2 separate regions of the Homo sapiens genome follow, and region 1 is linked to region 2. A link is an interaction called in ENCODE POLR2A ChIA-PET data of the cell type or tissue named here. Cell type or tissue: Panc1. All regions are shown on one strand. Each heading gives the region's core, and the rest is flanking DNA. Links, peaks and the distances in the headings are about the cores only. Region 1 overlaps RCAN3 (RCAN family member 3). Region 2 overlaps CLIC4 (chloride intracellular channel 4).

Region 1 (2,917 bases), core at 240-2,739, 300 kb before region 2:
GCCACCATGCCTGGCCATGAAATAATGTAATATATTTTGAGATAAGCATCTTCAATTACCTTCAACGATATTTGTAGCTTAAGTATACATTAACAAAATATGTGTATGATCTGTATGCTGAAAATTATATGCTAAACTGTATGCTAAAACACTAATGAAATAAATAGTATTTTACATCATTTAAAATTTTATATATTGGCCAGGCGTGGTGGCACAGGCCTGTAATCCCAGCACTTTGGGAGGCCGAGGTGGGTGGATCACCCTGAGGTCAGGAGTTCGAGACCAGCCTGGCCAACATAGCAAAACCCCATCTGTACTAAAAATACAAAAGTGAGTTGGGCATAGTGGTGGTGCACGCCTGTAATCCCAGCTACTTGGGAGGCTGAGGCAGGAGAATCGCTTGAACCTGGGAGGCAGAGGTTGCAGAGAGCCAAGATCGCGCCACTTCACTCCAGCCTGAGAGACTGAGAAAAAAAGATAAAAAATAAGGAGTTCCAATAAGTCAGAGTTTGTGTTTATAAATACAGTAGCCATTAAAACATAAAAATCCATCTTGAATAGCTAGCATTCCATATTTTCTTGAATTTTAATTCAGTTACAGGTTTCTTTCTGATCTGGAAAAATGATGATGGCAACATAAATAATAAAGGTTATCAAAGGTTTTTGCATTTTTCATATATTCTGCTCCCCTCTAGCACTTTTGACTGTAGGTCCCAGAATTTTACAAGTACTCAGATTATCAAAGTAAAGTTTTTAAATTCACCATGTCTAGCTGTATGTGCACTTTTTTCTGTTTAGTAAAGTCCATCTCTCTGGCTGTTTTAGTCAGTGGTGATTGATGAGAACCAAAAGCACTTTGCCTACCCCCAGGCAGAAATGGAGGCCTTGCCTTTGATATTAGTGGACCTGCAGGCTCTGGACACTGGAGAAATGGAATTTTCTAGATCAGATTTACAGAAAGACGTAGAATATAAATCTCTTGCCTTAGGATGCTAAAGATAATTTCACTGCTGAATGGATCAAGCCATTCCTTCTCAAGAGTAAAATCGTTCCTCCTACTCTGTTTATTTTGTTTTCTTTTGTTTTTTTTTTTTTTTTTTTGAGACAGGGTCTCGCTCTGTTCCCCAGGCTGGAGTGCAGTGGCACAATCACAGCTCTCTGCAACCTCCGCCTCCCAGGTTCAAGCAATTCTCGTGCATCAGTCTCCCGTCCTCCCACTCTTTAATGTTTAATAGAAGTGGTGGGCTCCTCATTTTTTTTTCAGTCCAAAGCAAAGGTGTGTGGCAAAATCATGTTCCCAGTTTGTTCTTCAGTGAAACAGCTAAACCTTGCCTTCTCCGAATTGGGATGGGGCAACAGAGTGGAGCCATGGTGGATCCAGAAAGGTCAGGAAATACACACTTGGCTGCCATCCTCATCTGTTGCTCCTTGAAACTGACCTTCCCATATGGCCTTTTCCACTTTTCTCCTTTACTGATGCCTATTATCCAGCTGTCAAGCACTCTTTCTTAAGTTCCCAAGAAGGTTGATGGTTATGTGTTGTTCTTAGCTATTTTAGGTACAAGGTATGTACTGTCATTTTGATGACTGACTAACTGCACAGGTGATCTTAGCATATGAAGGCAGCTTCTGGTCTGTATTTTGTGGAAAACCTACTTACATCATAGGAAAAAGCCTCAGGCATTGGTTTTTAGGCTGCATTGTTTGTGTTATGCCTGTAGACGTTGTGCTGCCAGAGGGGGATACTAAGTGACTACAGAAAAAGTTAAGTGGTTAATGATGATTTTTATTTTAATGGAATCCCCATTATCTTTTCTCAAATAAATATGCGGCCATCACCCAACAGGATGATGTTAATTTTATATCATTAGAGAATTCAGAAATTTCTAAAAGTGAGCTATTTCTGAAATAATTCTAAGGAGAAAAATAGTCATTTGGTTTTTGAATGAACAGCTGCAGATCCTTCCTGTTTATCGCAAGTCATTTTCAGTCCATTTTCATAGATTATGTCCTTCCCCTGCCGTCTGCAATCTTCTAAATCCCTTTCGTGCTAATGCCGGGTTATCAGGGGCAGCCTCAGGAATCTACATGGGGATGTCTGTGGACTCACAGAAGGGCAAAGCTACCAGCTGAGGGCTCGTAACCATTTTTCACAAATAGGAAACTGATGGTTTTGCCTCCAAGTTAATTCTTCATGCTTCCAAAGCACCTCACAGCTAGAATTCACGTATTTCATAACCATATTTATGCTACTTCAAGGGGAAAATGGGTGTGGAGGAGAGAGAAAGAACACAAAACTCAGTAAAAGCTTGCTAATCGGTTCTTGCATGGCTTCATTTTTGTATAATTCTTTTTAAGAGAGAGAGACAGGGTCTCACTCTGTTGCCCAGGCTGGAGTACAGTGGTGAGATTGTGGCTCACTGCGGCCTCGAACTCCTGGGTTCAAGCAATCTTCCCACCTTAGCCAACCGAGTAGATAAGACTACAAGCGTATGCCACCATGCCTGGCTAATTATTTAATTGTTTGTAGAGATGGGGTCTTGCAGTGTTGTCCAGGCTGGTCTCAAGTTCCTGGCATCCCACAGTGCTAGGATGAATGGGCCACTGTGCCTGGCCATTTTGTTATAATTCTTAATCCTATCACAGGTATTGGATTTTGGAAGAGAGAGAGAGAGAGCGCCGTATAACCCATTGCTGTCATCTGCATGTTACATTCAGTTACAGTGTATTTCTGGAATTTGAAAAAAAAATTATCTTGAAGGGAAATGGGAAGAAGGATATGATTATCAAGTAACTGTTTGCAAGATAGCTTCTGTCATACGATGCGTTGGTACTAGGAAGAATTCGTTGTGGGGGGCTAGGGATAATACATGAGCCTTTTCCCTTGGGCAAGGAAAATGTTTAATGTACAGAATTA
Region 2 (2,917 bases), core at 252-2,751:
TTTTTACAGAAAAACTCTTTATGTAAATAATTGTGTTTATAAGATAAATCTTTAAGCTTAAAAAATGAGAGCTATCTAGAGACTAGGTACACTTATTAAAAAAGATGTCTTGAGCATATAGGTGTTCCATAGATATTTTATATCTTCCTTACCAATATAGTACTCTGCCCAATATTTAGAAGATATATCTCTTCCTGAATTCAAAATAGTAAACAGAAGATACATGAATATAAAAGCTGAAACACAACTTGCAACTGAACTGAATTTTGAAAACTACTTCCCCTTCGTTTTTAAAGAAAGCTGGCAAGACAATGTCTTCAAATAAATGAGTTGAAATAATTAGTACACTGTAAGGTTTTTTCTAAAGTCTTATTGCTCCCAAGTCCATTTTCTAGTGACGTTTTGCAGGACCTTCAAGCTGATTAATCTTCCCTAAAATGGGGCTAAGAATCTGAATTCTTCTAGCCCTGACTCCTGGGGCTGACATGAGTCCTCCTAAAGGGAAGATGAATAATTGAGCTTTTTCATATATTTTCCAGTTTGAAGAAGAAATATACACAGAGTATGTGTGTTTTAAATCTAAACAGTGAAATATACATTTTTGTGTGTGTTTTAGAAAGCTGGTGTATTACATCTGTTCTAAAAGTAGAAAAATTTGACAACACAATAGAACACTTGTCAGTGTGCTTTCTGACATCTCATTTTGTTGTTGTTCGGTGCTACCCTCATAAATATTCTAGGGAATGTGTAATATAAGGGAGGTTTTGGGAAATCCCAGGTGTAGGTTTCAAGCGATTGATCCGCCTCCTTTTGTTTTTGTCCTTAACCTGCTATGGGTGATCATGATGCTTGACCAGCCTAGGCGCTTTTCCTGCCGTTGGGGTTCTCTGGCTGGTTTAGTGCAGGACATACTAAGGATCTGGTTGGCACTGCTGTTTGAGAAGGCGCGTGAGCTGTGCTGTCTGGTGACTACTGAGCACTTGAAATGTGACTAGTGCAACTGAGGAAGTGAATTTTTAATTTTGTTTGTGATTAATTTAAATTCATATTCAAATAGGTACATGGCACTAGTGGCTACTGTACTGGACAATGAAGATAGAGAACATTTCCATCATCACAGAAAGTTCTCTTGGACAGCACTGCTCTAGCAATCTCATTCCAAGACTCCCATTGGCCTGGCAGAAATCTCTGAACAAGTCAACTGTTTCCCCAGCATTCTAATTTATCAGATGGAGGTGGAGTGCACATGCCCTGTGGTTGCCAAGAATATTAATATGTGAACAAAAACATAGTGCAGAGCTTTGTCTCGTAAGGAAAAAACAGTTTTTAAAAATACCATAGAAAACAAATGATGGTATTTCTTATAGTAATAACTATTAAAAGACGTCTAGTAACTGCTAGCATGGTGGTTTGAGAGAACTTATGCTAATTCATCTTTGAAGGATCTATAATCCATATCACTTTTTCTATTTAGGTACTTAAAGCTTTCACCAAAACACCCAGAATCAAATACTGCTGGAATGGACATCTTTGCCAAATTCTCTGCATATATCAAGAATTCAAGGCCAGAGGCTAATGAAGGTAAAAAACAAAAACTTGAATTAACATTGCAACAAAAAACCCCAAACAACAACAGGCTGTTATTATGACAGTGATTATAAATGAGTACTTTAGAGTCCAGCCATTCCCATAAGTAATAAAAACTGTCTTTCAGAGTTGGTCAGAAATTGGACAATAAACTGGAATAAGTCCCTATGTTGCTATTTTTCCATGTTTCTAGCTAGTAGCACAGTATATAGTAAGTGTGTGATAAAATGCTTCTTGAATGAAGTTTATTTCATCTTATTTTGAGAAGTTACTGTGAAGGGAGCTAGGCAAAGAATTAATGGTGCATCAGAAACAGTGGATTGTGTGGTTGTGGTGGTTTAGCATAGATTGGTTGAGCTTAATTTAAACTGTAACTAAATGTTTATTGTTGAGTGCCTGCAGCCTAGAGTCAGTCTGAGGTTTTTTTTTTTTTTTTTTTGCTTTGTTTTGTTTTTGTTGTTGTTGTTTTTGCTAATTACCCTTGAGCAATGTTTGGAGTTGCTTTAAGAGGGTAATTAGACATACTATCCTTCCAAATTTCTCTGCATCTTCAAGCTGGAATTTCATTTTCAAGTCATGTTTTCGCGGTAAGAGTTGTTTAGGTAGTACAGATGCAATTTTCTTTTATTTATTAAAGGACACTATTTTTATTATTTTATTCACCAAATGAATGTATAGTGTAGGGAGGTCTCTTTGGAAGAGGTTCCATTCAGTGAACCTTGTCTTAACTACAGCATTTAGTAATTTCCTTTTCTCTTCGGGATGTTAAGCAGAGTTCTCTCTGGGGAAAACTGTGTAGCACACATTAGTGTTTATTTGAAAGTAACCCAATAACCAAAAATGCTAGCTTCTAAAAATATTTATCATAGTTCCAGATAGTTTCCTAGCTTGAGTGGGATTCTTTTGAGAAGAAGTTTATGTCAGCAAATGAACAAGAATACCAAAGGGGAAAATATCAGTGCTGGTTAAACAAGAATGAATATCTTTTTAAAAAGTGAAATACTTGCTAATTTCCTTATGTTATTTCAGTACTATTATTATAAAATGCTGCAATTTTAAAATTTAGTATTGGATTCCAATGTCTTTTGCTCTTGATTTTTGGAATAATACTTAACTACATGAAATGTTTTTCTACAGTGAAGGGAAAAAAGGGAAAAATGTTAGTGCTCAGGTCTGGCTTGTATCTGTTAATAATGTATTCCAGTAGCTGCCATGGTTTGGAAGCAATTTTCTTTAGTAATTGGCTTTTTTTTTTCCTGACTAATGTTTCTGTCTAAGCAATTTATACATTAAGCAAGTGGTTATGTTGGAGCCCCTCCTTTCCACAGAC

What was found. ChIA-PET counts read pairs that join two places held together with the same protein. Peaks named below come from ENCODE experiments on the same cell type or tissue, not always from the same donor. Only the 100,000 strongest peaks of a DNase experiment are listed, where the experiment ranks them.
Region 1: POLR2A ChIA-PET joins it to region 2 with 11 read pairs; 2 of 35 experiments call an interaction of 5 or more read pairs at or near these places.

Annotation. Positions count from the first base shown.
Region 1 is chr1:24,523,747-24,526,663 of GRCh38, forward strand. The region is part of intron 2 of RCAN3 (RCAN family member 3); the gene reads left to right. Among named protein-coding and RNA genes, the nearest start is that of RCAN3, 22 kb to the left of the region's middle. In Panc1, for the core only: no CTCF peak of the experiment used is centred there; no DNase peak of the experiment used is centred there.
Region 2 is chr1:24,825,536-24,828,452 of GRCh38, forward strand. CLIC4 (chloride intracellular channel 4) reads left to right here. Exons shown (of 6, transcript NM_013943.3): 4 at 1,475-1,581. Among named protein-coding and RNA genes, the nearest start is that of CLIC4, 82 kb to the left of the region's middle. In Panc1, for the core only: no CTCF peak of the experiment used is centred there; no DNase peak of the experiment used is centred there; H3K27ac peaks cover 249 bases.